2 separate regions of the Homo sapiens genome follow, and region 2 is linked to region 1. The links are chromatin loops, found by intact Hi-C in ENCODE. Cell type or tissue: chondrocyte. All regions are shown on one strand. Each heading gives the region's core, and the rest is flanking DNA. Links, peaks and the distances in the headings are about the cores only.

Region 1 (14,388 bases), core at 1-8,000:
TGTAGTCCCAGCTACTCAGGAGGCTGAGGCAGGAGAATGGCGTGAACCCGGGAGGTGGAGCTTGCAGTGAGCCAAGATTGCACCACTGCACTCCAGCCTGGGCGACGGAGTGAGACTCTGTCTCAAAAAAAATAAAAATAAAAAAGTAGTCAGGGAACAAATGGAATTTTTTTTTCTTTTGGCTTCAACAATGGAATTTATTTTCTCACAGTGCTGGGGACTGGAAGTCTAAGATCAAGGTGTTGGCATGGCTGCTTTCCTCTGAGGCCTCTCTCCTTGGCTTGTAGATGGCCGCCCTCTTGCTATGTCCTCACACGATCTTTCCTCTGTGTGCCTGGAATAATTTTATGTGTATGTATGTGCCATGCAGCATGTGTGATATGCAACTTTCTGGAGGAACTGCCCTTCTCTGATGATAGATGTTGGTAAATGCCACCCGCCTCAGTGGAAAACAAAATTTCATTGGGAATGTAACATCAGAAGAGAAAAATTATCCTACAAAACAAACCAACAAACCTAAAGGTATCAAGCTGGAGAGCTTATGTGCAAGTGGCAAGTCAGTGGTTGAAGGAGTCAGAGCTTTAAGATTTCCAAGGAGGGAGAGGTCACAGCACCGGGCGGCTCAGGAAGGACTTCCTGGGGAAGATGGCATTTGCGCTGTCTTGCCGAATGAGAACAGAGTTGCGTAGGCTGAGAGAGAAGGAAAGGGTAATCCAGAGAAAAGAACTGTGCCGAGGCAGGAAAACCTCACGGGCCCACCCCCACGCCCAGTGCAAGGGAGCCAGGTGTCTGAGTCCTGCAGAAAGCATTTTCCAAGCCTCTGGTTTCAGCCAGGCCCTGGGCTGGGTGCTGGATAGTCAGATGGGTGAGGCTAAGGCCCTGCCCTTGCTCAGCCTACAGTTTGCAGGGAGAGGGGGTGACAGAGGAGCAAGTCACAAGTGTGACTGATGCTGTGAGAGGGGACATACTGGGAGGCTATGGGAGTCCAGAGCTAAAACTGAAGTTCCTTTGGGTTGGAGGGACCAGGGATGCCTGGACAAGTAGAAGGTTTTTGTTGTTGTTGTTGTTTTGTTTTTGGTGAGCCGGGGTCTTGCTCTGTCCCCCAGGCTGGAGTGGAGTGGCAGCAATCTCGGCTCACTACAACCTCTGCCTCCCGGGCTCAAGCAATTCTCCTGCCTCAGCCTCTCGAGTCGCTGGGATTACAGGCGCCCACCACCAAACCCAGCTAATTTTTGTATTTGTAGTGGAGATGGGGTTCCAACCTGTTGACCAGGCTAGTCTTGAACTCCTGACTTCAGGTGATCCGCCCGCCTTGGCCTCCCACAGTGCTGGGATTATAGGCATGAGCTACCACACCTGGCTTTTTTTTTTTTTTTTTTTTTTTTTTTTTTTTTAAGACAGAGTCTCCGTCACTCAGGCTGGAGTGCAGCTGTGCAAATTTGGTTCACTGCAACTTCTGCCTCCCAGGGTCAAGCAATCCTCCTGCCTCAGCCTCCCAAGTAGCTGGGACTGCATTTGCACACCACCATGCCTGGTTAATTTTTGTATTTGTAGTAGAGATGGGGTTTTGCCATGTTGGCCAGGCTGGTCTCAAACTCCTGACCTCAAGGGATCCACCTCCAAAGTGCTGGGATTACAGGCATGAGCCAACACACACGGCCAAGTAGAGTGTATTTAATCAGGAACTGCAGAACAACAGTGAATGTTTATGGAACATGTAGCGTGGCAGGTAGTGTGCAGAAAATCTCATTTGCTCCTGACATCGGCCCCATGAGGAAGGGGTTGTTTTAGCTCCATTTCATCTTGGGGGGAACTTCAACCCTGAGAACTTAAATAGCATGTGAGTGACAAGGCTGAGGGCCTGGTCCCAGAGCCCCAGCTGTCATGAGTTTCATTCATTCTCCTAAAATATAATCATCACTGCCATCTGAGCCAGGAACACTGGGGATGCAACAGTGAACAGGGTATGGCACAATCCCCCCTTGGGGGCTCACTGTTGAGTATGGGAGAAAGATAAACAAAGGGACAATTATAACTCAGAGTGGTAGGAAGTACCAGGGAGGCACAGGGGATGCAGGCACCAAATTCAGCCTGGGAAAGTCAGGGAAGTCTTCCTGGAGGAAGTGACACCCAACCTGAACTGTGAAGGGTGAGACTACTACTAATAGTTAACCATTAACCAGGCACTGTGTGAAGCGCCTCTGCATATTAACTCATTAAACTTTCCCAATAATTCCATGACAGTTCCATGACTGTCCCCAAGTAGAGATAAGGAAAAGACCAGTGGGTAGAACTGATTTCTTCCCTACTTCCATGAGGGCCTGGACCTGCTCTCCCACAGCATGATCTGGCAGGAGAGCTAAAAATATACTAGTAAGAGGAAGTACAGTTCAAAGTAAAAGGCTGGATAATTACAGCTTGCAGAGGTGGGTGACAGAAGTGGGGAAGGGAGCATCTAAGGGAACTTCCCTCTCTGCCCCCACCACTAAACCCACCTAGCTACACTGCCTGAGTCATCCACACCATCAAATGCTGACAGCTACAACTGGAACTGCCACACCTGGGGCACATGTGGGTGCCCCGGCCCTCTGAGACCCCAGGCCCAGGAGAAACTCCTTGCCCTAGGATGTGGGGAGCAGAGCCAATGGTAGCCAAGCCCACCTGGATAGAGAGAGAGAGAGAGAGAGGGCGCTGGCTTCCTCCCAAGAAATACATACTTCCTGACAATAATACTACCTCCTGGCTAGTTTTTATTTTTATTTATTTATTTATTTTGAGACAGAGTCTCACTCTTTTTGCCCAATCTGCCTACCACACCCAACTAATTTTTGTATTTTTAGTAGAGATGGGGTTTCACCATGTTGGCCAGGCTAGTCTCGGAACTCCTGACCTTAAATGATCTGCCCGCCTTGGCCTCCCAAAGTGCTGGGATTACAGGCATGAGCCACCACGCCCGGCCTATTTTTATTTGTTTTAGAGATGAGGTCTCACTATGTTGCCCAGGCTGGTCTCAAACTCCTGGCCTCAAGTGATCCTCCTGCTTTGGCCTCCAAAGTTCTGGGATTACAGGTATGTGCCCCTGTGCCCAGCCAGGACATTTTAAAACTTTTCTCCAAGCCCCAGTGTTTTTATACCCTGCCCGATTTGAGCTGGCTGGTGGAGACAGGGCTGTCCAGTTCTTTGTTTTTGAGACAGAGTTTCGCTTTTGTTGCTGCAAGCTCCGCCTCCTGGGTTCAAGTGATTCTCTTGCCTCAGCCTCCCGAGTAGCTGGGATTACAGGCCTGTGCCACCACTCCTGGCTAATTTTGTTTGTTGTTGTTTTTGTTTTGTTTTGTTTTGTTTTGAGACGGAGTCTCGCTGTGTCGTCCAGGCTGGAGTGCGGTGGTGCGGTCTTGGCTCACTGCAACCTCCACCTCCTGGGGTCAAGCCATTCTCCTGCCTCAGCCTCCCGAGTAGCTGGGATTACAGGCACCCACCACCATGCCTGGCTAATTTTTGTATTTTAGTAGAGAAAGGGTTTCACCATGTTGGCTAGGCTGGTCTCGAACCCCTGACCTCAGGTGATCTGCCCGCCTTGGCCTCCCAAAGTGCTGGGATTACAGGCGTGAGCCACTGCACCGGGCCTGGCCAGTTCTTTGGGCCTCAGTTTCTCTTCTCTGCGAACTGTGCACCCACCATGGGCCAAGCATCGTTGTATGCCCTTGACATCCATCAATTCATTTAACTCTCACCGTTCTCAATAGGTAGATGCTAAGATAACCCCATTTTACAGATGAGGCCACTGAAGTCCTGAAATGTTGAGGGACTTTCCCAGCTTCCCAAAGCAGCAATGGGCCTAGCGGAGAGTCAAGGCCAGGGCTGATGACGGCAGGCCTCATGCTTTCTTCTCCACTCACCCTTACCTGCTTCATGAGGTTTCATCCAATGCCAGGAAGGTTGAGAGTTCGTGCGGTCTCGTGAAATGACCCACTGTGACCCCTGCCACTGGCATTCTGTGACCCTCAGCAAGTCCCTTCCCCTTTCTGATACTCAGAATCTCAGAGCAAAGTCCTTCCCATCCTCCCTCCACAATGAATGGGTGCATAAGTACATGAACAAATTAAGTATTCTTCCCCTCTGCGCCCACTAGAGTGCGCACAGGTGCCACTAACCGCCACCGTTCCCTTCAATTGCCATCCTTTCACAGGGGCCGCTGTGCCTTTCTATATACATTCCCAGCCTTTCCGCACTCTTGTTCCTCTGTGATTACTATTCCTCTACTCCAGTCTCTGTTTGCTTGCTGGTTTTTGTTGTTTTCATCCTGCAAATCTCTAAAAGTTGCCACAGAGCCTTTCTAAAAGGAGGCAGGAGGTGGCTTTGTCCATAGCCTCAGGAACACCAGCCTCCACCTGCTTGCTGAGGGCAGGCAGCTTCCCATCCCTCCCGCCCAGCCCAGGCCTGGCACAACCCCCAGGGCAGAGAGGCCTAGAGCTTGCCAGGGATCCCAGCCTTTGCCTCCAGCTCTCCTTGCTGCAGATGTCCTCAGTGCACCATTTCTAGTCTTCCCAGTAGCAAATTCCTGCTCAGCCCCTCCTAGCTGTACACCACAGGCTCCCTCTTGAAGAGCTCTGCTCTCTCAGGTACCCCTGTGCTGAACTACCCTCCGCCGATGCATCGAAAAAGCCCAGGCTCTCAGATGGGCACAGTGGCTCACACCTGTAATCCCAGCACTTTGGGAGGCTTAGGCAGGTGGATCACCTGAGGTCAGGAGTTCCAGACCAGCCTGGCCAATATGGTGAAACCCTGTCTCTACTAAAAACACAAAAATTAGCTGGGGATGGTGGTGAGTGCCTGTAATCCCAACTACTAGGGGGGCTGAGGCAGGAGGATTACTTGAACCTGGGTGGCAGAGGTTGCAGTGAGCTGAGATCATGCCCGTCCACTCCAGCCTGGGCAACAGAGCGAGACTCTGTCGAAAAGAGAAGAGAAGAGAAATAAGAGAAAAGAGAAGAGAAGAGAAAGAAAAGAGAAGAGAAGAGAAGAGAAAGAAGAGAAGAGAAGGAAGAGAAGAGAAGATAAGAGAAAAGAGAAGAGAAGAGGCCCAGGCTCTCAACCCCACCTGGGCTCAGATCTTCAGCTATGGGACTTCAGTTTCCAGTCTGAAAAATGGGACTTGCTATGGTTTGAATGCATCCCCCAGGAAGCACATGTTGGCAGTCCCCACTGCAACAGTGTTAGGAGGTGGGGCCTAATGGGAGGTGTTTGGGTCATGAAGTCTGTACTCTCATGAGTGGATTAATGCCAATCACAGAAGGGCTTGAGGCTGTGTGTTAGATCTCTTGCACTCTCTCTCACTCTCTCTCTTTCTGCCATGGGAATATGCAAGGAGGCCCCCACCAGATGCCGAGCAGATATTGGCACCATGCCCTTGGACTCTGGACTTCAAGAACCATGAGCCAAATACATTTCTGTTTATTATAAATTACCGAGGTATTCTGTTAAAGCAGCACAAGACAGACTAACATAGGTTGGTTGTGCCTTCTTGCAAGGTTGCTGTAGAGATTAAATTGTAGAACTAATGTACAGTGCCTGGCATCTATAAGTCCCCCTTAAATGGGAGCTTTTGTATTAATTTAATTTGTATTAATTAAAAAAAAATAGAGGTTGGAGGGAGGTCTTACCATGTAGTTCAGGCTGGTCTCGAACTCCTGGCCTCAAGTGATCCTCCTGCCTTGGCCTCCCAAAGTGCTGGGACTACAGGCACGTGCACCACACCTGGCTAATTTTTGTATTTTTTGTGGAGACAGGGTTTTGCCTCATGTGCTCAAGTGATCCACCCACCTTGGCCTCCCAAAGTGCTGGGATTACAGGTGTGAGCCACCACACCCAGCCTGAAACTTCTTTTTTTTTTTTTTTTTTTTTTTTTTTGAGACGGAGTCTCGCTGTGTCGCCCAGGCTGGAGTGCAGTGGCTTGATCTCGGCTCACTGCAAGCTCCGCCTCCCGGGTTCACGCCATTCTCCTGCCTCAGTCCTCCCGAATGGCTGGGACTACAGGCGCCTGCCACCGCGCCCGGCTAATTTTTTTTGTATTTTTAGTAGAGATGGTGTTTCACCGTGTTAGCCAGGATGGTCTCGATCTCCTGACCTCGTGATCCGCCCACCTCGGCCTCCCAAAGTGCTGGGATTACAGGCTTGAGCCACCGCGCCCGGCCACCTGAAACTTCTTAAGTAGTTCCCACAATGACATAAGTTCAACAACTGAGACAAATCTCTTAATCTATATGCCCTGGTGTTTCCGTTTCTGTGCTTGAACCCTGACTGAATTGGGGGGATACACTGATTCAGGTCTTCAACTGGTTCAGCTCTAAGGCAGGTCCTTAGAGCGTGAGGTCTCCAAAACCCATCAGCCTTGGGTCCTCCTGGTGGGACTTGCTCAGAGTCCAGTTTTCCTAACCGCCCTGTAGCTACCAGTGGCTGGACGAGGACAGACTTTTCCCAAGCCAGTGCCAACAGCAAGAAACTGCAGTTACCTGCCGACCGATGGGCCAAACAGAACAAAAGAAAACCCAGGATTGGACCTAAAAACCAGATCTTCTGTATCAATAGAGGGTCTTTTGATAAGTGGGCATCTTGGAACTGGGGCACTCTGGGAACAAAAGTGGTGATGGGACTCTGTGGGTGAGTGTTAACCCCCATTCTCCTATTGGGATAGGGTTACATGCTCCCAGGAGTGGGGTTTGGGTCTCTGCATGCAGATTGGGACCCTGCTTGAGTAGTGCCCACTTCTAGTTGGGTAAAGAGGCATGTGGAAGCTGAGCTTCCATCTGGGGCTGAGCTGGACTTCATGACACCCAGACTCTCCAGCCCGGGCCTTGGCTAGTTCCCAGGGGGCTCTGAGGCCATGTCCAAGGGGACAATGATGGCCCTCAGTGTGACAGGGTGGCTGGGAAGTGGGAAGAATCCATGGAAGGGGGGGTTGGCATCTGGCTTGCCCGAGGGGTCTCCCACATCGAGCAGGGCAAATTCCCCACGCAAAGCAGCAAGCTGCACCTGTCAGAGCTCTCAGTGCTGTGGCTCATCCGCTCTACCCTGGGCAGCTGGTGGTACGAAGCTGGTTAGTGCCATCTGAGACCACCACTGGGGCTGCACTCATGGGGGTGTGGGAAGGCTGGAGATGGCAGGCCTCAGCCTCATGAAGATCTCTGTTACTCCTTTGCTAATTACCAACAGTGATCCACTGACCCCAGTTCAGGCCTCAGTTTCCCATCTGTACAACAAGGGGACTGGACTGGATGATCACTCATTTGGCTTCCAGCTAGGACTCGTAATAATGGTGATGATGGTGATGATGATGGCGGTGCCATTTGCCAAAAACTCACCATGTGCCAGACTCCACGCAAAAATCATGAAACTGGACTGGCTCCCTTAATCTGCAAAATATCCCCACGGGGCAGGCACAGTTGTTATCCCCATTTCGTAGTTGAGGGCATGCAATCCTCGTGCAGTTGGAAAGGAGCTGAGCTGGGAGGAAGATAGGACAGCCACATGGATCTAGATCGGGACCCAGGTTCTGCTGTTTCTAGCCGTGTGACCCTGAGCAAGTCACTTGCCCTTTCTGTGCCTCTGTCTCCTCTGATGCCCATTCCTCGGGGCTGCTATGTGGCCTAAAGGAGGCAATGCACTATGCGTGGTGCACAAAGAACACACCGTAGTCATCAATCATTGTGATGATTATGGTTTTTCTTTTAGTCTCCCGTGTAGCTAGGTATGGCCATATGACTAACCTTTAAGCCAATGATTTGTAAGCACTGTCCTATGTGGAACTTCCAGAAAATCTTCCTTCTTCTTCCTGTCCTCCATCCTGCTCTCTGGAACGAATATACAAAAGCTGAAGATCAACAGCCACCCTAGGCCACAAAGATAGCAGGGATGGGCCACACTGTCTCTTGACTCCCTTACTAGAAGACAAGTTACACAAGAACAGAAATCTTGTTTATCTTGGTCAAAGCGACCTCCAGAACACTTACAAAGTGTGTGTCACGTGTTAAGGGCACAGGTATTGAATGACTATTGAATGAATAGGTGAATAAATGAATTTACTTCAGACTCACCAATAAATAAGGTTTCAGCTTCCTTCATAGAATTAAAGTATTGATTAATTTAAGTCACATTACTTCTATTTGCTTTCCTTTGCTCTCCCAAACTTGCACCTGTCATAGAAGGATAGTGTTTTGTTTTTTTAAATGTGCTCCAGAATTCCCCTCAAAAAAAAAAAAAAGTTTTAAAATCTATTTTCATGACAATGCTTCCCAGTATAGTCCTGCTTAGCAAGTTTAAAATTCTTCAGTTTTCTTGGTCATGGATACGTATTTTTGTGTACGTCTGTTGTTAAATGGAGGCACTGATTTGGAACAAAATAGACCTCACCTCAAGTCCATAAGAATCATCCAAAATGGTATCTAATGACATTCCTGGGACCTCAGCCAATATTATTATTGACATAGAATGCAGTCACTGGGTCCTGAGGATTTCATCGGATGTTGGTTGCTGAAACTGAACTTTATCGGGTCTTTTCCCCTTCCACTGTGGTTTTCCACATTTCAACATGTCACCTAACTGTCCTCAAACTTTACTTAAATCTTTTCAACTAAATGGAATCTTTATTACCCCTGCTCCTCTGCTTTTTGAAGCAACCGTTTTCCTCCTGTGATAACACTCCCTGTGGCCCCTTTTGTGGCCCCTTTTGTGGTCACAGGGTTTGTAAACATTCAGACTTTTTGCAACTACATATACTTTTATTCTTATTTTTCACTCTTCTCGCAGTTGTTGCTTTTTCTTTTAACTCTTTGAGGGAGTTAATTAGCCCCCTCTTCAACTTTTGTGATGCACCTATTCATATTTGAGCCTCTGGGTTTTTGCTCAAATTGCTTTTCAATTTACTCACTGTTGAAGAAAGCCATTATTTGGGGATTGTAAGGTGTATCAAGCTTTTCTTTTCTTTTTTTTTTTTTTTTTTTGAGACAGCGTCTGGCTCTGTCGCCCAGGCTGGAGTGCAGTGGCGCGATCTCGGCTCACTGCAAGCTCCGCCTCCTGGGTTCACGCCATTCTCCTGCCTCAGCCTCTCAAGTAGCTGGGACTACAGGAGCCCGCCACCGCTCCCGGCTAATTTTTTTGTATTTTTAGTAGAGACGGGGTTTCACTGTGTTAGCCAGGATGGTCTCGATCTCCTGACCTCATGATCCACCCGTCTCAGCCTCCCAAAGTGCTGGGATTACAGGTGTGAGCCACCACGCCCGGCCTATCAAGCTTTTCTAAAGTGTAGACTTCTCTATACATAATTGCCTCTTTCCTAGAGTAGTTATCTGACAAGTCTATTCAGAGAGCTGGTCATGAAAAGAGCTTTTTGTAAACCTCTCCTTTAGAAGAAATGTCTCTAGTCACACAGTGCTTTCTCCCTTCTTGATTTTGTATCAGTCCGAAGCTAATCTGTCCTCACTCTGGATTGCATGAACTTGTGCCTTCTTGGGCATCATGTGTTATTAATTCTCCCTCTCTTCCAATTGTAAACATGTTTCCTTTATTGGTTCTTACCATTTAGGATAAAAGTATACTCATCTTTATGGGGGGGGAATGAAAGCTTTCTTAACCATATATCTCCCTTCAACTGTTCCCACATCTCTCTTTTCAGCCATACTTTTAGGAGGAGAAGCCCTCAGTTGATGTCTTTACTTTCTCACCTCTAGTTCACTCTTTCCCCACTGCTGACGCTCAGCTTACTCACACACATCCTCAATCACTGAGTTGCCACAGGCAATGGCATCTGTGGCTTTTCTGCCTTCTTGGCAAAATATGGCTCTGTTGATTGGGGTATTAGGTATAAAGTACCTACTGACCAGGCCCTGTGCTAGGTGAGGCCATTACAGAAATGAGAAGCAGACACCACCTCCATTCCGATGAGACCCACCAGATCAGCCATTGCTGATGAACACTCAGGTGCCTTGACTCTCACTTTTCACTTTTGCAGTCTTTACTTCATGCCACGTACATTTCCCTATTCCCCAAGCCTCCTTTCTCTCCAAACCCCTCCCCTTATTAGACACAGCCTTTTAAAGCAGTCACGGTCATACCCATGGCTTCAATTGTATTGTATATGCTGTTATGACAATAGAATTTAAATGTTGTTCTTATATAACAGTTTTATTTTACGTGACACCTCATTCGCTACAACCATAAATTCAAAGTTTCCCTAAGAAAGTAATCACTAAAAAATTGTCATATTCTTAGTATGTAAATTTTAGGAAATTTCCTTAATGATTTGAGTTACTGTGTGTGTGTTACTTTTGAAAACATGAGTTGGGATGTCACAGAATGGACTTAGCCTACAGAGGTTTATATCCAATTTTCAACCAGACGGTTCCATTTCAATGTGACACTTAAAGAGTTCAAAACTGTCTCATTCCCCACACCTCTTTCTCGTCCTACATTCTCTGTCTAGGGGAGAATCACTGCTATTTACACAGTCCATCAAACTAGGGCCTTAGCAGCCTGTTTTTCCTTCCCCTCTTCTTCCACGTCTAATCACCAAGCACTTCCTCTTCTATCTCCCAGCTGATCACAAAACTTTTCCTTCCACTTCAGTCACTGCTGCTGCCTTTTTAGCCTTACTGTTCTCCAGATGAACATAGAGTATCTTAATCAGCCCCACTGCTTTCATAAAGCCCTCTCCACTGCGCAGAGTGACGTCACTGCAAACACATCGGATAGAGACTCTTCACCCCTGTGTGGTTCAGTGACTCTCGTTTCCAGAATAAAATTCAAACTCTACCCCAGCATCTAATTTTGGGTCAGATAGATCTGCGTTTTCATTCCAGGTTGATTCACTGTCCAGCAGTGTAGCCTCAGACAATTGAATCCTCTAAGCCTTTGTTTGCTCATCTGCCTGAACTCACGGAGGGTTGGGACTGTTTCACACATGCAGTATTGGCACTTAGACTTAATGTTGAATGAAGGGGAGGCATTTTAAAATCCACATCAAAAAACTGTTATTCTTTAAAAAAAATACTAATCTACAAGGTCACTGCCCCTCCAAGCATGACGTCTACCTTTACTTTCTGATAACCATGATCGGCTTGTGGGGATCAAGATTACTCAGGATTAAATCCTAGCCCCATCTTGAGCCGTCATGGAAACTTGGAGAAAGCTACTTAACTTCTCCATCTAGATTGATTCTGTAAAATCCATAAAATGGAATGGTTTCTGGGGGTTAAATTAGTATACCACAGCTGGAACACTGTCAGGCTTGCCAGATATTTACTATTCATCTTCATCAAATGAGGACAGTGGTTCTCAATTTTGTATAAGAAAAACACGCTTTATGCATTGTTAGTAAAAGAAATATCTGAATATCCCTGCCATGGAAGAAAGAAACAGAGGGAGAAAAGAGAGTTGGTAGGTCCTAGCATTTCAGAACTGGGAAGGATGAGTTCAGTCCCTATTTTATAGACAAGGAAGGGAAAGTGTGATGTGTCCTAGGGTTTCATTCAAGTCACAGTCATCACGCTTTATCGAGAGTGGGACCAGGGCTCTAGGAGTTGCTATGGTCAAGTTGAAGACAAAAACTAACACTTGTAAGACAGGAGAGAAGCATTTACTTACAAAGCAGTCCGAAATTTGTGTATAACTACATTTGGTGAGCAAACGAAAGCTGCCAGACTCAGAAAAACAGAGATGCTAATGGAACTGACTTTAGTAACCAGGGTTTTCCATTGAGTTCATTGCCCGGGGTGACTTCCAATAACAACCCCCGCCCCCCTGCACTTTTCTCAGGACTGGAAAGCTCAGGCAGCCCAGGACGAATAGTGCAGTCACCACAGAGGGACAGGGTGGCCACAAGGTGGGCAGCAGCAGGGAGGTGTGAGCCATTGGTTGGGTCTGTGGGGTCGGCCATTGTGAGCCACTAGCCTGACTTGGTTGTTTCCTGGTAACCAGGTGACATAGGAGGCTTTGTGGGTACTAGCCATTGGGCAGGGCCAGCAGCCTTCAGTAGCTGGTAGTGGAAGGAGGAGCTCTGACTACACTCTCACGACTGTTTTTTGCCTCTTGGTTCTTGTTATGTCCCTTTCTTTTTGAAATAAGACAGAAGGTCCCCACCTTCATAGACATAGAGAGATCCCATCTTATTTGTTTTTAAAAATAAATTGAAAAGTGAGGCGGAGCCTTGTGAGGATGATGGGAGAGGGCTTCCAGAGAGGAATTTCTTCTTTGGAATTCCTGAAATGGGAACAAACTTGTTTTGGGAAAAGGACAGAAAGACACAAAGGTGGCTGCAGCAGAGTGAAATGAATATGATGGGCTAAGGCCTCGTACACGTAGTGAGCATTGACAAAGAATATGGACTTTAGTTGAGATGGGAAACCACTGGAGGATTACAGCCTGGGGATTACTGTTAATTCTCCAAGAAGAAGACTGACCAGCGGCTGTGTGAGAATGTCCTGTAATGCAGGCAAGGGTGGAAGCAGGGAGACCAGCTAGGAGGCTGGTGGCGAAGTGCAGGTGAGAGTCAACAGTGAACAGACAGACGATCATGACCTGAAATAGGCTGACTTGAGAATCTCTAGAGTCAAGTGATCCTAAAAGTAGGTAATAAAGTGATAAATAGAGAAGTCACAGAAAAAGAAATGCAGACGATCCTTAAACACATCTTCACACATAAGAGAAAGGCAAATGACAACTATACTGCAGTGTCTCTCCTATTAAGTGAAATTCCAAAAACGTGGCAATACATTCTTTGGTTTGGCTGTAAGGAAAGTTGCATGCATATATTGCTGGTGGAAATGCAAAATGGCTCGACTCCACGAAGGGGAATTTGGCACAATCTCACAACCTTGCAAATGCATTTAAACCGGAAATCCTACTTTGAGGCATTTTATCCCGAGGGTATACTCCATAAATATGAAACAACCTATGCACAAAGTCCTTGTTGCATTATTTTCAATAGCTCAATATTGGAAATAACTGAAATGTCTAGTAAGGGACTAGTAAAATTAACTGGTACTTCCACCTAAAGGAGAACTATGGAGCTGTAAACAAGGGTAAGATGTCATTTTACTGCTATGGAGTGATTCCCAAGATAGGTTACACAGAAAAGCAAAAAGGGAGAACATGCGGTAACATACATGAAAGAAAGCAGGGGGAATAATGTGTGATTATTAAAACAAACAAAAAAACAACGCTGGGGAATTCTTGATGCTGACCTGTGACTGTTTTCTCCTTAACTTCAGTGGGTAGCCAAAGTGCGTGTTTTCTCAAAATGTTATTTTGCTATGGGTTTTCCAAAGGATGTTAACTGTTTACTTTTCACCCAGAAGCTTTGCTTTGTAATTGATTGTGCATTATGTAGTAAATAGACTGCTCTTGCATTTTATTTGATCCTCTCAATGTTTTAAGTTAGGTGTAATATGAGAATTTTCCTTGTGTCACATATGAGAAGGCTGGTTCTAATAAGTATAAAGTGAGTTTTTCAAGGTTTGAAAAAATAAGAGTCAGATCAAGAATGTAAATTCTAGACATGGCATATAAAACTAGAATTTATTACAAGGTGCATATGAGCTGCTTTGAATACTACCTCTTTTAAAAAAAATTTCCTTTAGTTTATTAAAGTAGTTAAGCCTCAGGATTAAAACAGTAACATTAGATAATGAGAAATAAAATGGAGATACTTGTAACTCAGTAATGCTTTTTATCTTTAAGAGACAGGGTCTTGCTTTGTCACCCAGGCTGGAGTGCAGTGGCCTGATCATAGCTCACTGCAGCCTCAAACTCCTTGGCTCAAACAATCCTCCCACATAAGTCTTCCACGTACCTAGGTAAACAAGAGCTCACTACCACACCTGGCTAATTTTTAAAACATTTTTTATAGAGAAGAGGTCTCACTATGTTGCCCAGGCTGGTCTCAAACTTCTGACCTCAAGCAATCCTCCTGCCTTAGCCTCCAAAAATGTCAGGATTACAGCCATGTGCCAGGACACCTAGCCCAGAAATGTTCCTAAAACTCTGAAAAATGAAGTTAAATGCTATTAACAAATCTATAAATGGATAAAAATATACTATGATATATCAAATGTCACAGCTCAGTCATGGTCACAACATTGATTAAAACGTTAAACAGTTTAGGCAAGTCTGAGAACTGAGAGGGAAGTACAGGATTGCTTTGGAAGCCAGAATTAGGATTGTCGGAGCAGGGAAAGCAGAAGCAAGGCGTGAGTGTGCACAGGACTGGGGGACGCAGCAGCTCCATGGTATGCTGTGTGTCCTCTTACATGGCAGGCCACCTCCAGGCCAGCAGATGAGAATCACCTGATGGGTGATTTAGGTAAAATCACCCAAAATAGAGTGGATTTAGGTAAAATC
Region 2 (17,388 bases), core at 3,600-11,599, 700 kb after region 1:
CTGGCTAATCTTTATGTGAATCTTGGACTCACACATAGTAGGGGTAAAATAGGAAGTAATTGTGCCACCATATAAAATAGGGCAATTGAAGGCGTGGTGTGGTGTCTCATATGTGTAATCCCAAAACTTTGAGAGGCCAAGAGTTCGAGGCCAGTCTGGGCAACATAGTGAGACCTCCCCCTCCACCCGCCCGCCCAACTCTACAAAAATAAAAAATTTTTAAAAATTAGCAGGGCATGGTGGTGCATGCATATAGTCTCAGCTACTTGGAAGGCTGAGATAGGAGGATCACTTGAGCCCAGAAGTTTGAGGTTGCAATGAGCTGTGATTATGCCAGCCTAGGTGACAGATCATGCCACCGCACTTTACTCTGTCTCAAAAAAAAAAAAAAGAAAAGAAAAGAAAAGAAAATGAATACACAACAACAAAAAAAATAGGGCAATTGAGATATAGGTCAAGAGGTAAGCCTAGAGTGAATCTTTACCAGAAAGAGCATAGAAATATTGCCTCTTTCTCAAGAAGATCATAATCCTTGTCACAAAGTAGACATATCAAATGTAAGAGTGAGGGTCAGTTGCAGTGGCTCACACTTATAATCCCAGCACTTTGGGAGGCTAAGAAAGGAGTATTGCTTGAGCCCAGAAGTTCAAAACCAGCCTGGGTAACATAGTGAGACCTCATCTCTACCAAAAATAAAATTTGCTGAGTGTGGTGGCACATGGCCTCTAGTACTAGCTACTTAGGAGGCTGAGGTGGGAGGATCACTTGAGCCCAGGAGGTCGAGGTTGCAGTGAGCCAAGATTGCGCCACTGCATTCCTGCCTGGGTAAACAGAGTAAGACCTTGTCTCAAAAACAGAAGAGGGAATGGTATTGATGAACTGTGAAGTTTCAAATATGTGTGGATCTAATTTGCAAACAAATATATAAGAGAATGACATTGCAAAGTTAGCTTTCAGTTCTTAAAATCCATAGTTATGAAATCTCTTCTAGGTTTTTAGATAATGAGCCTGAACAAAGGGATAACACATAGAAAAAATCAGACCTATTCTCTGAGAATGCATGCTCTCTAGAGTCATACCTCCTGTGAACTTGTGAGCTTTTAAAATTAAGCAGGGTTTGTACTTAAATAGAAGACCTCCACAAAACACCTGCTCAAAGGGAAAACAGTAGCAACAGAATAATTAGAGGCTGAAAGGAGTCTGGCTTTTTTTTTGAGACGGAGTTTCACTCTTGTTGCCCAGGCTGGAGTGCAATGGTGCAATCTCGGCTCACTGCAACCTCCACCTCCCGGGTTCAAGCAATTCTCCTGCCTCAGCCTCTCAAGTAGCTGGGATTACAGGCACCCACCACCATGCCCAGTTTTAGTAGAGACGAAGTTTCACCATGTTTTTTGAAAAAATAATTTAGATCTTTTTGCCTTCCTGAAGCAAGCTCATGCTAGAACACTAGAAAGAGACCCTCCCATGTTTAGAAATAAGTAGGCAAGCCGAAGAACTAAGGAGGCCCTGGTAGTACATCATATTAGATAGAATGAAAGCAAAGGAGAATTTCATTTTGGAGAGTCAGTCTGGAAAAACTTTTAAATTGTGAGCCAGACTTGTTGAGTTTTAGTCTCAGTTCTGTTACTGAGTGGCTGACTAATCCCGGGTAAGTCTAGATTTTGAATTCCCCATCTAGAAAATTAGATATTTGGACTAAATTACTGTCTTAGTCCAGTTTGTACTGCTGTAACAATACCTGAGGCTGGGTAACTAAAAAGAGCAGACATGTATTGGCTTATGATTCTGGAGGCTGGGAAGTCCAAGAACAAGGATATGCATCTTGTAAGGACCTTCTTGCTGTGTCATAACATGGAGGAAGGCATCACCTGGTAAGACAGAGAGAGCAAGGAGAGAGAGAGTGAGTGTGCCAAACTTGCTTTTATAACAAATCCACTCTCCTGATAATGAACCTGCTCCTGGGGTAACAATATTAATCCATTCATGAAGGCACCTAATCACCTCTTAAAGGCCCCAACTCTCAACACTTGCATTGAGGATTAAGCTTCCAAAATATGAACTTTGGGATACACATTCAAACCATAGCAATGATATTTAAAGTTTCTTCTACCTTTAAAATTTTGTGGTATTTTTCTAGACTCTTAATTATTCCTTGTTCCTATAGTTCTTCTCTGTTGACTCAGCAAATATTTAGTTAGTTAAGTTAGGTTTTTAATTTTTTTTATTTTTTACTTATTTATTTATTTTTAAAGTAGAGACAGGGCTTCACCATGTTGGCCAGGCTGGTCTTGAACTGCTGACCTCAAGTGATCCATCCCACCGTGACCTCCCAAAATACTGAGATTACAGGTGTGAGCCACCATGCCCAGCCTCAGCAAATATTTATTGAGTACCTATTTAGTTCCAGTACTGTGATGATGCTGAGAGTTCAAGAATGAGCTAAACGGCCAGGCGTGGTGGCTCACGCCTGTAATCCCAGCAATTTGGGAGGCCGAGGCGGGCGGATCATGAGGTCAGGAGTTCGAGACCATCGTCGCTAACATGGTGAAACCCCGTCTCTACTAAAAATACGAAAAAATTAGCCAAGCATGGTGGCAGTCGCCTGTAGTCCCAGCTACTCGGGAGGCTGAGGCAGGAGGGTGGCATGAACCCGGGAGGTGGGTCTTGCAGTGAGCCGAGATTGCGCCACTGCACTCCAGCCTGGGCAACAGAGCCAGACTCCGTCTCAAAAAAAAAAAAAATGAGCTAAACAAGACACAAAAGATCACATATTGTATGGTTTCATTTATATGTAATGTTCAGAATAGGCAATTTCATAAAGATGAAAGGTAGGTTAGTGGTTTCCAGCGGCTGGGGAAAGGAGAGAATAGGAGTGACTGCTAATAGGCATGGGATTTCTTTTAGGGGTGATGAAAATGTTCTGGAATTGATAGTGTTTGCATTATTTTGTGAATACACTAAATTGATGGTTTATACTATATTAAACAGATGGTTGCAGAATTTTGTGAATATACTAAAACCCACTGAATTATACCTATTAAAAAAACTTTAAAGGCTGGGTGCAGTGGCTCATGCCTGTAATCCCAGCACTTTGGGAGGCCAAAGTGGGCAGATCACTTGAGGTCAGGGGTTCTAGACCAGCCTGGCCAACATGGCTAAACCCCATCTCTACTAAAAATACAAAAATTAGCTGGATGTGGTGGCACACACCTGTAATCCCAGCTACTCAGGACGCTGAGGCAGGAGAATGGCTTGAACCCTGGAAACAGAGGTTGCAGTAAGCTGATATTATACCACTGCACTTCACCTGGGTGACACAGTGAGAGTCCTTTTCAATAAATAAATAAATAAAACTTTAAAATATAAAGAATGAGCTAGACTGACACAACAGCTAGACACAATTTTGCTCTCATGTTAGCTCACAGTAGGTCAGGGGATACTTAAAGACAACTATGGTACAGTATATATTGCAAAGGGCACATAACCCAGACTTCGTAATAGTGGTAGTGGGAATTAGGAAGTCATCCCTTAAGGAAATTTTACTAAGCCATATGATATGGTTTGGATTTATGTCTCCACCCAAATCTCATGTCAAATTGTAATCCCCAGTGTTGGAGGAGGGCCCTGGTGGGGGTTGACTGGATCATGGGGGTAGATTTCCCACTTGCTGTTCTTGTAATTATGAGTTCTCATGAGATCTGGTTGTTTAAAAGTGTGTAGCACCTCCCCTTTCCCTCTCTTCCTCCTTCTCTGGCCGTGTAAAACATGCCTCCTTCTCCTTCCCCTTCTGCCATGGTTGTAAGTTTCCTGAGGTCTCCCCAGCTATGCTTCCTGTGTAGCCTGCATAACTGTAAGTCATTTAAACCCCTTTCTTTATAAATTACCCAGTCTTAGGTAGTTCTTTATAGCAATGCAAGAATGGACTAATACACCATATCTATGAGATGAGTAGGAATTGGGAATGGAGGAGGATGTTTCAGGCAGAAGGAATATTGCAAAATCCTGAGAGCTAGAAGGAATATAGTCCTTTGGGGTAAAGAAGGTAAGAATAGCTGGTAAATAAAAGTATAAGGGAAAATAGAGCTGAGGCTAGGGAGGCATGAGTCAAATCTTGAAGCCATGGTAAGAGTTTTAGATTTTATCCTGAGAGTAGTGGGGAGCCATTGAAGTATTTCAATCTGGGAAAATGCATAGTCGAGTTTGTAATTTAAAAACTCTGGCTGCAATATACAGAACAGACTGGAGAAGGAGAATACCAGTGACAGGAAATTGGTGGTTGCAGCAGTACAGGCAAAAGATGAGACTGGTTGATTTAAAGTAGAGATGACAACAACCTGGCTAAAGTGAGGAGTTGGACACATTTGAGATATATATATATATATGTATGTGCAGGGGGACAGGGTTTCACTCTTGTTGCCCAGGCTGGAATGCAATGGCGTGATCTTGGCTCACTGCAACCTCCATCTACTGGGTTCAAGCGATTCTCCTGCCTCAGCCTCCCAAGTAGCTGGGATTACAGGCATGTGCCACTACGCCCAGCTAATTTTGTATTTTTAGTAGAGATGGGGTTTCTCCATGTTGGTCAAGCATGTGCCACCACGCCCAGCTAATTTTGTATTTTCAGTAGAGATGGGGTTTCTCCATGTTGGTCAGGCTGGTCTTGAACTCCTGACCTCAGGTGATCCGCCCACCTCAGCCTCCCAAAGTCCTGGGATTACAGGCGTGAGCCACTGCGCCTGGCCTACATTTGAGAAATATTAAGGTGATGGAACATGGGAACGAGGAAGGGATTAAGGTTGAGTCACAGATTTTGTGCTTGAGCAACTAGGTATGTGATGATGTCATTCACTGAGCGAGGGAACAGAAGTAAGTTTTTGGGGAAAATAATTCACATTCAAATGTGTTGAGAACATCAAGGTGGAACAGTCTTATGATCAGTTAGAAGAACAAGTCAGCAACTTCTGAGAGAGACCTGGGTTGGGGATATACACATAAGAATCAATAAGATAGAAGTTATACTTGAAACAATGGGAGTGTATTTGTTCATCCAGGGAGTGTGTGGTAGAAGTAAAAAAGAAGAGCTCTGTTTTAGTCTGTTCTTGCATTGCTATAAAGAAATTTCTGAGACTGGGTAATTTATAAAGAAAAGAGGTTTAATTGGCTCACAGTTCCACAGGCTGTACAGAAAGCATGGTAGCATCTGCCTGACTTTTGAGGAGGCCTCAGGAAACTTACAATTATGGCAGAAGACAAAGGAGAAGCAGGCACATCTTACATGGCCAAAGCAGGAGAGAGAGAGAGAGGAAAAAAAAAAAGGTTCTACACACCTTTAAACAACCAGATCTTGCAATAACTCACTCACTTACTATTGCAAGAACTGCACTGAGGGTATAGTGCTAAACCATTCATGAGAAACTGCCCAGATGATCCAGTTATCTCCTACTGTGCCTGGCCATGCCAGCTGCTAGGTAACTGAGTCAGAATTTGAACTTAGGTTCCTTAACTCTAAAGGCTCTTTCTACTAGATTATACTGCTGGTTATTTCTCTCTCTCTCTCTATATATATACATATATATATACACACACATACATATATACATATACAGATCTGTATATGTGTATACACACGTACACACGTATACATATACACACACGTACACACGTGTACATATACACACACGTACACACGTGTACATATACACACACGTACACATGTGTACATATACACATATGTATACACGTATACCTATGTATACATATATACATATATACCTATGTATACATATATACATATATACACATATATACATATATACACACATATATACATATACACACATATATACATATATACACACATATATACATACATATATATACACATATATACATATATGTATAAAATTTAATTTTACTTTTATAAATGTCAATTCCTAAGGAATTTACCAAATGCTAATATTAACCTGCTTGAATCCTTTCTCAATAGCAAGTGTCCTGAATGCCTCAGAGTTTTCAATGGTAATATTAATTTAATCTAGGCCATCCATACATTGCAAAAATATGGATGTAGTAATGCCTTGTGTTCTAATTGGCTGATGCTATTTTCAGAGCTTGATTCCCTAGAAATGACATCAGAATGTCTATGATCATAGAGAAATTTTTAAAACCCTACTAATTTAGAAAACTATTTAGTTTTATTAAGTAAGTTTTAATAAGTAAGTTTTATTAGTTTTATTAATTTTATTAATTAAAAAAGTTAATTTAAAAATTAATTTAAAAATTAAAAAGTAAGTTTTATTAAGTTTTATTAGTTTTATTAATATTAGTATTCTATACTAATATAGAAAACTATTCTAGAAAATCATGATTTCTCTTATTTATTGTGTCTAAGACTAATAACTACCCCAGTAGTGGGTAGTGTATTATGGTTTAATGGGCTGGGACTAGATCTTAAACTCTTAGAGCTACTTTGTTTCCCATTTTATTTTTTGAAATTTAAGGGGGACAACTGATGTATTAGATATGAAGGTTATAGTCTCAAATCAAGTAAAGATAGCTTGGAATCTTTAAGGGTTAAAGAACTATTGGTGGTTTTCAGTCTCATATATAAAATATTGTAAAAGAGTGTCCCCTAGTGCCCCTCTGAAGAAATAATTTGAAAGAAATTTAATATTACCACCTATTTATAATCTCTATCACCACCTTGTGGCAGTGTTCGCAAATAATTCTGCCCTCTTGGGAAAAATCTTCAAGAATCTTGCATTAATGGATACACAAAAACCGGTCACAGGCTATCCTTGGTGATCCAGAATGGAATATCTTTAAAGAAGTTATTTTACAAGTATTTTGGTCAGAACTTCATAAAACCTTGAAAAGAAGCCCCAGTTGAAATTAAATTAAGACTTTGTAAAGAAAAGGGAAAATTTGCTGCTGCTTCTTTTTTTTTTTTTTTGAGATGGAGTCTGGCTCTGTCGGCCAGGCTGGAGTGCAGTGGCGCAATCTTGGCTCACTGCAAGCTCCACCTCCCGGGTTCACGCCGTTCTCCTGCCTCAGCCTCCTGAGTAGCTGGGACTATAGGCGCCTGCCACTATGCCTGTCTAATTTTTGTATTTTTAGTAGAGATGGGATTTCACCATGTTGGCCAGGATGGTCTTGATCTCCTGACCTCGTGATCCACCCGCCTTGGCCTCCCAAAGTCCTGGGATTACAGGCATGAGCCACCATGCCCGGCTGCTTCTTTTTTATATCAACAAAACAATAAGGGTGAAAACTAGATGTATTTTAAATATTAACTTTTTTATTGTGGTAAACTGTAATATGAAACTCAACACCTCAGCTTTTCTAAGTGTACAACTCAGTGACACTAAGCACATTTGCAATGTTGTGCAACCATTATCACTATCCATTTCTAAAACCTTCTCATCATCGTGAACAGAAACTCTATACCTATTAAACTCTTTATTCCTTCTACCCCACCAGCACCTGGTAACCTCTATTCTACTTTCTGTCTCTGTGAATTTGCCTACTGTAGGTACCTCATATAAGTGGGATCATATAATATTTGTCCTTTTATGTCTGGCTTTTCACTTAGCATAATGTTTTCAAGATTTATTCACATTGTTGCATGTATCAGAACTTCATTCCTTTTTAAGATTGAATAGGGGTCGGGTGTGGTGGCTCATGCCTATAATCCCAGCACACTGGGAGGATGAGGCGGGTGGATTGCCTGAACCTAGGAATTCAAGACCAGCCTGGGCAACATGACAAAACCCCATCTCCACAAAAAATACAAAAATTAGCGAGGTGTGGTGGCAAATGCTTGTAGTCCCAGCTACTCGAGAGGCTGAGGTGGGAGAATCATTTAAGCCTGGGAGCGGGAGGTTGCAGTGAGCCGAGATCACGCCATTGCACTCTACTGTGGGTGACAGAAGGAGACCCCGTCTCAAAAACAAAACAAAACAAACAAATAAAACAATTGAGTAATATTCCATTGTAAATACCACATTTTGTTTATCCATTCATCTTTTAATAGACATTCGAACTGTTTCCATCTTTTGGCTAATATGAATTATGTGGCTATGAGCATTGGTGTACAAGTATCTGTTTGAGTCCCTGGTTTCAATTCTTTTGAATATATACCTAGAGATGGAAATGCTAGATAATATGGTAATTCTGTTTAACTTTTTGAGGAATGCCATTGCTATTTTCCACAATGGCTGCACCATTTTCATTCCCACCAGCAATGCATAAGGGTTTTAATTTCTCCACATCCTTACCAACTTACTATTTTCCATTTTTGAATAATCATTTATAAAATTTTTAATTGACACACAGTAATTGTACATATTTATGGGGTACAGAGTGATATTTTGATACATGTATACAATATGTAATGGTCAAGTCAAAGCATATTCATCAATTCAAACATTTATCATTCTTTGTGTTGAACTATTTTAAAATATACAATAAATCATTGTTAACTGTGGTCACTCTACAGTGCTATAGAACAATATAATTTATTCTCCTATCTAGCTGTAATTTTATATCCATTAACTAACTTCTCCCTATCCAACCTCCTCCCTGCTGCCCTTCCTAGCTTTTAATAACTACTTCTGAGAGCTCATCTGTTTTAGCTCCCAGATGAGTGAGAACACATGGTATTTATCTTTCTGTACTTGACTTACTTCACTTAAAATTATATCATCTAGGTTAATCTCTGTTGCTGTGAATGACAGATTTCATGCTTTTTTAAATGGCTGAATAATATTCCATTGTGTATATATATCCTTTCCTTCCTTTCTTTCTTTTTCTCTTTCTCTCTCTCTCTCTTTCTTTCTCTCTTTCTTTCTTTTTTTTTTTTTTTTTTGACAGAGTCTTGCTCTGTTGCCCAGGCTGGAGTGCAGTGGTGCAATCATGGCTCACTGCACTGCAGCCTTGAACTCCTGGGCTCAAGTAGTCCACCTTAGCTTCCCAAGTAGCTGGGACTATAGGTGCGTGCCACCACACCCAGCTAATTTTCGTATTTTTTGTACAGATAGGGTTTCACCATGTTGCCTAGGCTGGTCTTGAACTCCTGGGCTCAAGCAACCTGCCTGCCTCAACCTCCCAAAGTGCTGGGATTACAGACATGAGCTGCCACCCCGGCCTATATTTTATTCATGCATTCATCTGTTGATGGACACTTAGGTTGATTCCATATCTTGGCTATTGTGAATAGTGCTGCAATAAACATGGAGGTATAGATATCTCTTCCATATACTGATTTCTTTTCTTTTGGATAAATACCCAATAGTAGGATTGCTGGATTATATGGTTTCTATTTTAAGATTTTTGAGGACCTTCCATACTGTTTTCCATAATGCTTGTACTAATTTACATTCTTACCAACAGTGTATAAGAATTTTCTTTTCTTTGCATCCTTGCCAGCATTCGTTATTTTTTGTTATTTTATTTTATTTTATTTCATTTCATTTTTTGAGATGGAGTCTTGCTCTGTTGCCCAGGCTGGAGTGCAGTGACAAGATCTTGGCTAACTGCAACCTCCACCTCCCCGGTTCAAGTGATTCTCCTGCCTCAGCCTCTCAAGAAGCTGGGACTACAGGTGCATGCCACCACACCTGGCTAATTTTTTTTTTTTTTTTTTGTATTTTTAGTAAAGACAGGATTTCACCAGACTGGTCTCAAACTCTTGACCTCAGGTGATCCACCCACCTTGGCCTCCCAAAGTGCTGGGATTACAGGTGTGAGCCACCTCGCCTGGCCATTTTTTGTCCTTTTAATAATAGCCATTCTAACTGTGGGGAGATGATATCTCATTGTGGTTTCAATTTGCATTTCCCTGATGATTAATCATGTTGAGCATTTTTTCATATACTTATTAGCCATTTGTATGCCTTCTTTTGAGAAATGTCTATTCAGATCCTTTGCTTTTTTTTTTTTTTTTTGGCTTTTGAGTTGCTTGCACTTCTTGTATATTCTGGATATTAATTCTTTCTTGGATGAATAGTTTTCAAATGTTTTCTCCCATTCTATAGGCTGTCTCTTCACTCTGTTGGTTATTTACTTAGCTGTGTAGAAACTTTTTAGTTTGATATAATATCATTTGTGTATTTTTGGTTTTGTTACCTGTGCATTTGAAGTCTTACCCATAAAATCTTTACCCAGACCAATGTCCTGAAGCATTTTTCCTGTGTTTTATAATTTTGAGCCTTACATTTAAGTCTTTAACATATTTTGAGTTTATTTTTGTATATGGTGAGAGACAGGGGTCTCTCATTCTTCTGCTGTGGATATGCAGTTTCTCCAGAACCATTTTTTGACAAGGGTATCTTTTCCCCAATGTATGTTCTTGGTGACTTTGTCAAAAATAAGCTGGTTGTAAATAGGCAGATTTATTTCTGGGTTCTCTATTCTGTTCCATTGGTCTATGTATCTCTTTTTATACCAGTGCCATGCTGTTTTGGTTACTATAGCTTTGTAGTATATTTTAAAGCCAGGTAATGTGATGCCTCCAACTTTGTTCTTTTTGCTCAGAATTACTTTAGCTGTTCAGAGTCTTTTGTGGTTCCATAGGAATTTTAGGAGTTTTTTTCCGTTTCTATGAAGAGTGTAATTGGTATTTTGACAGGGATTGCATTTGAATCTGTAGATTGTTTTGGGTAATTAATATGATCATTTTAGCAATATTAATTCTTCTAATCAATGAATACGGGATGCCTTTCCATCTTTTTGTGTTCTGTTCAATTTCTTTCATCAGTGTTCTGTAGTTTCATTGTAGCAATCTTTCACTTTCTTAAATTTATTCCTAGCTAATTTTTTTGGTAGGTATTGTAAATGAGATTTCTCTCTTGATTTCTTTTTCAGCTAGTTGAATGAATAACTATTTTAATGGGTATGAAGTATAAACATTAACTTCTGAGTTGAATTTGCAAATAAGTTACAACTGAAGTTAGTTCAAGAAATGTTTTTGAGCCTTTGCTATATTGTTACACTCTGAGGGAATAACAAGGATTAATAATATATATTGAGTCTCTAGGTGATTTACAATGTATTTTCTCCTCTGAATATATTTTTGAACAAATAAATAATCTTATAATTTTCATTGAGTGGGTGGAAAAATTCATCCAGAGACCTTATGCCAAAATTATAGATAAAAATGTTTATTAAACTTATTTCCCAATGAGTATGGTCAAATTTTAATTATATAGTTCTCCTTTGGAAAATTAACAATAGGTACTTTTTTCAACTCAAATTCATTTTATCGTTTAGATAGAGCCTGATAGAATTATCTTAGCATTCATTCTTCCTTTGCTCTTCAAAATGTAGCTTGGTAAATTTCTCTCTGAACTGAACAATCTTGAAAACAGTTTATACTTAACTGTCTTTGATTTTAATTTTTTGTTTGCTTTTAGACTTTTTCAGTTTCATTTTTGGGCAGAGTAAGAGAGGAAGCATTATATTTGGCAAGGTCTCTAATTAATTAATTATTTTTTAATAGGTTGGACTTGTTGAAATAATCCTGATACATTCCTACAATGGCCACTGCTCAGCTTTCTCACTGCATCACAATACACAAGGCTTCTAAGGTATTTGTTAAGAATTAAAAGAAAATCAATGACCATTTAGTGAGTTAGTTCAGAATTATGATTTTAATCTTTTGTGTGTGTGTTTTTAAGCAGCAGTTTTATCAGTTAATTGGCACATAATATTCTGGGAGAGTATGTGTACATTTTAACTGCCTAATAGACCAAGGACCAGAAAATTAAAATAAATTTCTACAAAGTTACTTACTGGGTGCTTGTTTCATGTTTATGTAATATATTTAGGTCTTCTAGAGTAAAAGAAATCAGAAACAAAAAGATGTTTAAAGAGAATGGTTCTTGGTTAGACATTCACTTCCTAAAGTGTTAGGAAACTTGTGTTGCACACCATGGTGTAATTATAAGAACAGAAGGGGAGAGCACTGAGAGAAACTTGGATGCTAGGAGGTCTAGGGGAGCATCCCAGGGCCAGGCATATAGTTTAGTTTGTCTCATGACATTCATTAATGCATCCTTTGTTTATTCATTGAGACTAAATATTATGTAGTATAATATTCATTATACTGTGTAACTCACTGATAAAATACAAAAATATGATCTTCATCTTCCAAAAGTTTATAATCTGGTTAGGAGTTAAGTCAATATACAAAGCGATATATGATTTATATATATGTGAAAAAGAGTAAGACAATGCAAATTATAGGGATTTATTTAGAGATTTCATGTGGACTGGAATGGTTTGTATATTCCTCATGAAAGAGGTAAGACTGAAGGTGGACAGACCTTGAATGATGAAGATAATTTGCGTAGAGGGGAGAGAATTCCCTGAGGAAAACCCAGCATATGCCTTGGCTCAGAATAAGAAATAAGATGGGCTGATTACAAAATTGGCTGACTGGTTTTGGACTGCCTTGCAGTGAAATGCATGGTAAAAGCATTGCACTGTCTTTTCCTATAACATCTCTCTCTTTTTCTGGGGATCCAGGATCTAGTATAAAAATGAGACCCTTAATTTTGGGGATCTGTTTATACCTTCCATCTGTGCCTGTTTATTAGGCCCTAGAAACTACATGCTTTCCTGGGCCTGTTTTTCCAAGGACTCCACCCTGAAGCCAGTAATCCAATTAAGAAACTTAAAAACTGGCAATCGAAAAATCTTACAACTACTGGGTCTTCTTCTGTCTGTGTATTTATATGTGTTGCATGTATGGTGTTTACATAAAAGAGTGTTAATTAATTGGCTTAAAGAAAAATAAACACTTAAATCAAATATTTTGTCAGAAAAATTAAAACTTTAGTGCCTTTTAGTTTACATGACTTTAATAATCTTTGGAAAATACAGATTATTGGTAAAATGAAAATATCTTCAAAATTTAGGCACTTGATTTAGGTCAGATATTAGGTTTGCTAAAGGCTTTAATGTCATAAAATGCTTCTTTGATTTTTAAAAATTGTTCAGCTTACCTGCTTTGGAGCCATTAGAGTCTAGGTAAAGCCTAGGGACATGTGGAGTTAGCCATGTCCCCTGGCTATGCTGGGAAAAGTCAGACTTTATCTGCACTCCGCCTTCAAAGATTATATTAACTGGTAATAAGTATTATCCTTGTAGTATGAATTAAGAGTGATACAGAATGTAAGCCACACGAGGGAGAGGATTTTTATATGTTTTGCTCACTACTATGTCTCAGAACCTAAAACAGTACCTAGAATGTAGTAAGATTAAATGCATATTTGGATTAAGATTTTCATACTTTGGAAATGGGAAAAAGAGCATGCCTGGCTGAAAGAACTGCATAAGACAACATTTTCCAAACTTATTTGACCAGCAAACACTTAACATTTTTACTGGGAGTATATATTCATATAATGCATAGGTGTACAACTAAATGAATTTTTACGAACTTAACACATTGTTATAAGCCAGAAGCCAGATCAGAAACCAGAACACTACCAGCACTCCCTCTCATGCTGTCTTCTAGTTATTATTACCTCTCCCCACCAAGAGAAACCACCATCTTGACATCTAACAGCATAGATTAGTTTCACCTGCTATTGTACTTTATATAAATGAAATCATATACTAATACTCATTTGTATCTGGTTTCTTTTGCTCAGCATTGTGTGTGAGAGTCATCTATATTACTCAGTATAGTTACAGATCATTCATTCTCATTGCTATATAGTATTCCATTGGGGGCGTATACCCCAGTTTTATTTATTCTACTGTTGATGAGCATTTGGGTGGTTTCCAGCATGGGTCTATTACAATAATGCTTTTCTGAATACTCTAATTCATGTCCTATAGTGAACATATAAGCATATGTGTTGGATGTATACCTATAAGTAAAATATAAGTCATAGGATATGTGTATATTTAGCTTTATTATATACTGCCAAGCACTTTTCCAAAGAGGTTGTGCCCATTTACCCTCCCACAACCAGTGTTTAGGAGTTTTTATTATTCTACATCCTTTTTAAAACTTTTAGCCATTTTGGTGGGTGTGTAGTATTCTCTCATTGTGATTTTTTTTTTTTTGACAGTCTCACTCTGTCACCCAGGCTGGAGTGGTGCAACCTTGGCTCACTGTGATCTCTGCCTCCAGGGTTCAAGTGTTTCTCCTGCCTCAGCCTCCCAAGTAGCTGGGATTATGGGTGCCTTTTACCACACCTGGCTAATTTTTGTATTTTTAGTAGAGACGGGGGTTTCACCATGTTGGCCAGGCTGGTCTTGAACTCCTGACCTCAAGTGATCCGCCCACCCCAGCCTCCCAAAGTGCTGGGATTGCAGGTGTGAGCCACCACCCCTGGCCTCCTTGTGATTTTAATGCTCACTTCCCTGATAAAGTTTAAACACTTTTTCATTTGTTTATTGGTCATTTGGGTATGCTCTTTTATTGTCTATTTTCACACAAGTAGACACTTTTCTATTTGATTGTCTTTCTTAAAGAATTTTAGGAGTTCTTTATACATTCTGGATATGAGTCCTTTGTAAGACCTATGCTCTTAATAGTATATTAATGAATGAAGTTCTAAAGTTTAATATAGTCTAATTTGTTAATATTTAGAAAATGCTTTAAAATTATAATGTATTGACACAACACCGGCTGGAATTCATGAGACATATTTTGTGCTTGGCTTAAAGAAAACAGCAAAAAGCAGCCTCACAGAATAATTATGACAAACAGATCAAATTTTTATTTTTATGTTAATACATAAACACAGTAAACATTGTGTATACAATAAACATAGTATGTCAAACATATGTTGAAATGATAATTTGAGATACCGGCACAACCCATCCATCAGCAAATATTCTACTCTTGGTAGACACCCCTTACATACTGAAGCAAAAGTCACAAATTCATATATCAGTCGCTCTCTTATCACATTCCTTTTATGGCACACTATTTCTTAAGGAAGACTATCTAATCATTTAAGAACAATGATTTAAGTTTGTTTACTATGTTGTATATATATACACACATAAAATTTAGCAGGAAGCTATTCCTAGTATTGATACTTTTTACAGAACACTATGTGACATCTTACAGAAGCTTTGTGTTCCTCAGACCTCTGGCTTAAGCAAAGCACAAAAGTATGGAAAAACATGGCAGTAGAATAGTAGATGAATAGCCACAATTCCACATAGCTAGACAGCAGAGTGCATGGGAGAGAATAAGGGAGTGTGGGCAGGGAGGAAGGGGTGCAAGATGAGGCAGGAGAGCTAAACAAGAATAAGATTTTGACAGTTCTGAAATCCCACTCTAAGGTACTTGAACTCTCTCCTGGATGAACACTGGCAGTATCATGATAAGATTTGTATCCTTGAAAATTAATTCTGATGGCAATATGGAAGACAGGTTGAATGAAAGAATCGTTAGCAAAGAGATAAGGGGCTACTGCAGTAATCAAGGAGAGAATTGAGTATGTCCTCGGTCAAGCCAGTGGCAGTGAGCAGGGAAAGGAGAAAATAGATTTGAGAACTCTTTTAGAGAGAATTAATAGAATTTAGTGGGGTATGAAGGAGAGAGAAGACAAAGATGAAGCTGCTTCTAGCCTGGATGACTGGAGTAGTGCTGATTCACTAGTCTGAGAATGAGACTTGGGATCAGGTTTTAGCCAGGGGTGGCAGAGATAAACTGAGTTTAAGGGATCTACAAAGTGGTTTAGGTGCAGATGTTCAGGAAATAAAAATATAGAACTGGGACTCAGAACAGAAATAGGGACCTGAATTCCTTTTTGTATAGGCTGTAGCTGAAGCTATGAAACTAGATGAGATTATTCAAGAAGACAGCTATAAAAGAGAAAAAGCCTGAAGACAGAATCCTGGGGGATAACCAATATTTAAAGAGTAGAACAACTGGAAAAAATAAAAGAGACTGAGACAGATATGTACGGATAGGTGAAAAAACAAAGTAGTGTTGTGGCACCTTGGAGAGGAAAAGAGAGTATGTGGGTAACAGTGTCAGATAATATAAAGAAGTTACATATTATGAGGAATGAGAAGAGGTCAACTATAGGATTGTACTTGGTGACTTTGGAGAGAATAGTTTAGAAAGGAAAGGAGGAAAATCCAGATTGCAGCGGGGTCTGAGGAGTGTATGAGAGGGAAGAAGATTATATAATCATAGTAAAACTCCAGTTTCATGGATCATTGTGAAATAAATTGTTTTAGTCTTGAATTACTTGGGTAATTGTTTCTGCCTTCTGCTCTGCCTTGCCTATGAAGATCTAATTTAATGTAATATTCAAAGCGCTATTTCTTTTTGATTACCTTCAAAGATATCAAATTTGAAGTCCTGAGAAATCTTTTCATCATATATGTGGTAATGATGTGCTAAACTGAATATATTAAATAATACTAATCTTTTTTCACCTCCGTTGTTTTTCCAGGAAACAGTTTTCCCATCCCAAATCACTAATGAGCATGAGTCATTGAAAATGGTGAAGAAACTTTTTGCTACTTCCATCTCATGTATAACATACCTAAGGGGCCTGTTTCCAGAGAGCTCTTATGGAGAACGCCATTTGGATGGTAAAGTTAAACTAACTAGTCTCTTTGGCTGTTGTAGCCCCTTTCTCTATTTAGCAGGAATAAACCTTTCACGTCTCACAAAGTGTGCTAATTCCAACTTAAGGGCCTGTTCTTCAAGACCAATTTGCTAATCCATTTTCCATTTTAATTTTACTGTGTGTAGTGATTTTACTTATAGGAATTACTAGTTCCTAGCTAGACGCCAGGTGACAGATGGAAGAAAAAAGAAATGTTTGGACAAGTCCAGTATAAAAGCAACAGCTAGATCAAAATCTATTTGAATGCTGTAGATTTGCGCTACGTTGTGCCTCAATTGAATTTATTCTTTAAGGTACACTTTAGCATTGAGGAAGTTCAAAGGAACCAGGTGAAAAACTTTTCTCCCTGTTAACGTATATAAAAATACTGGGGATAAAAAAGCCAAACTCACTTGTTGATTAACATGGATATTAAAATAATTATTATTCTAATCAGTTCTGGCTTTTTTCTCAATTGCCAGGTCTTCTACTTTCATTCCTTTTGTTTCAGTGCTCTTAAACTTATCATCTTATTGTCTTATACTACAAGCTGTTTCTGGCCCCTTTTCTTCTCTTATTATAAAAACAAGTACCAGCCAGGCATGGTGGCTCATGCCTGTAATCCCAACACTTTGGGAGGCCGAGGCGAGTGGATCACCTGAGTTCAGGAGTTCGAGACCAGCCTGGCCAACATGGTGAAACACTGTCTCTACTAAAAATACAAAAATTAGTTGGGCATTATGCTGGGCACCTGTAATCCCAGCTACTTGGGAGGCTGAGGCAGGAGAATCACTTG

The links. Peaks named below come from ENCODE experiments on the same cell type or tissue, not always from the same donor. Only the 100,000 strongest peaks of a DNase experiment are listed, where the experiment ranks them.
Region 2: a loop joins it to region 1, with 9 times the contacts of the local background. A loop is called at or near these places in 18 of 110 quality-filtered maps.

The regions. Positions count from the first base shown.
Region 1 is chr22:29,391,018-29,405,405 of GRCh38, forward strand. It overlaps a transcript of RFPL1 not described here. Among named protein-coding and RNA genes, the nearest start is that of AP1B1, 9.6 kb to the left of the region's middle. In chondrocyte, for the core only: CTCF peaks have their summits at 4,131 and 4,337; no DNase peak of the experiment used is centred there.
Region 2 is chr22:30,082,419-30,099,806 of GRCh38, forward strand. It overlaps HORMAD2 (HORMA domain containing 2), which reads left to right. Exons shown (of 11, transcript NM_152510.4): 2 at 11,498-11,585; 3 at 16,434-16,575. The coding sequence starts at 11,535. Among named protein-coding and RNA genes, the nearest start is that of HORMAD2, 11 kb to the left of the region's middle. In chondrocyte, for the core only: a CTCF peak has its summit at 6,672 (motif pointing left); no DNase peak of the experiment used is centred there.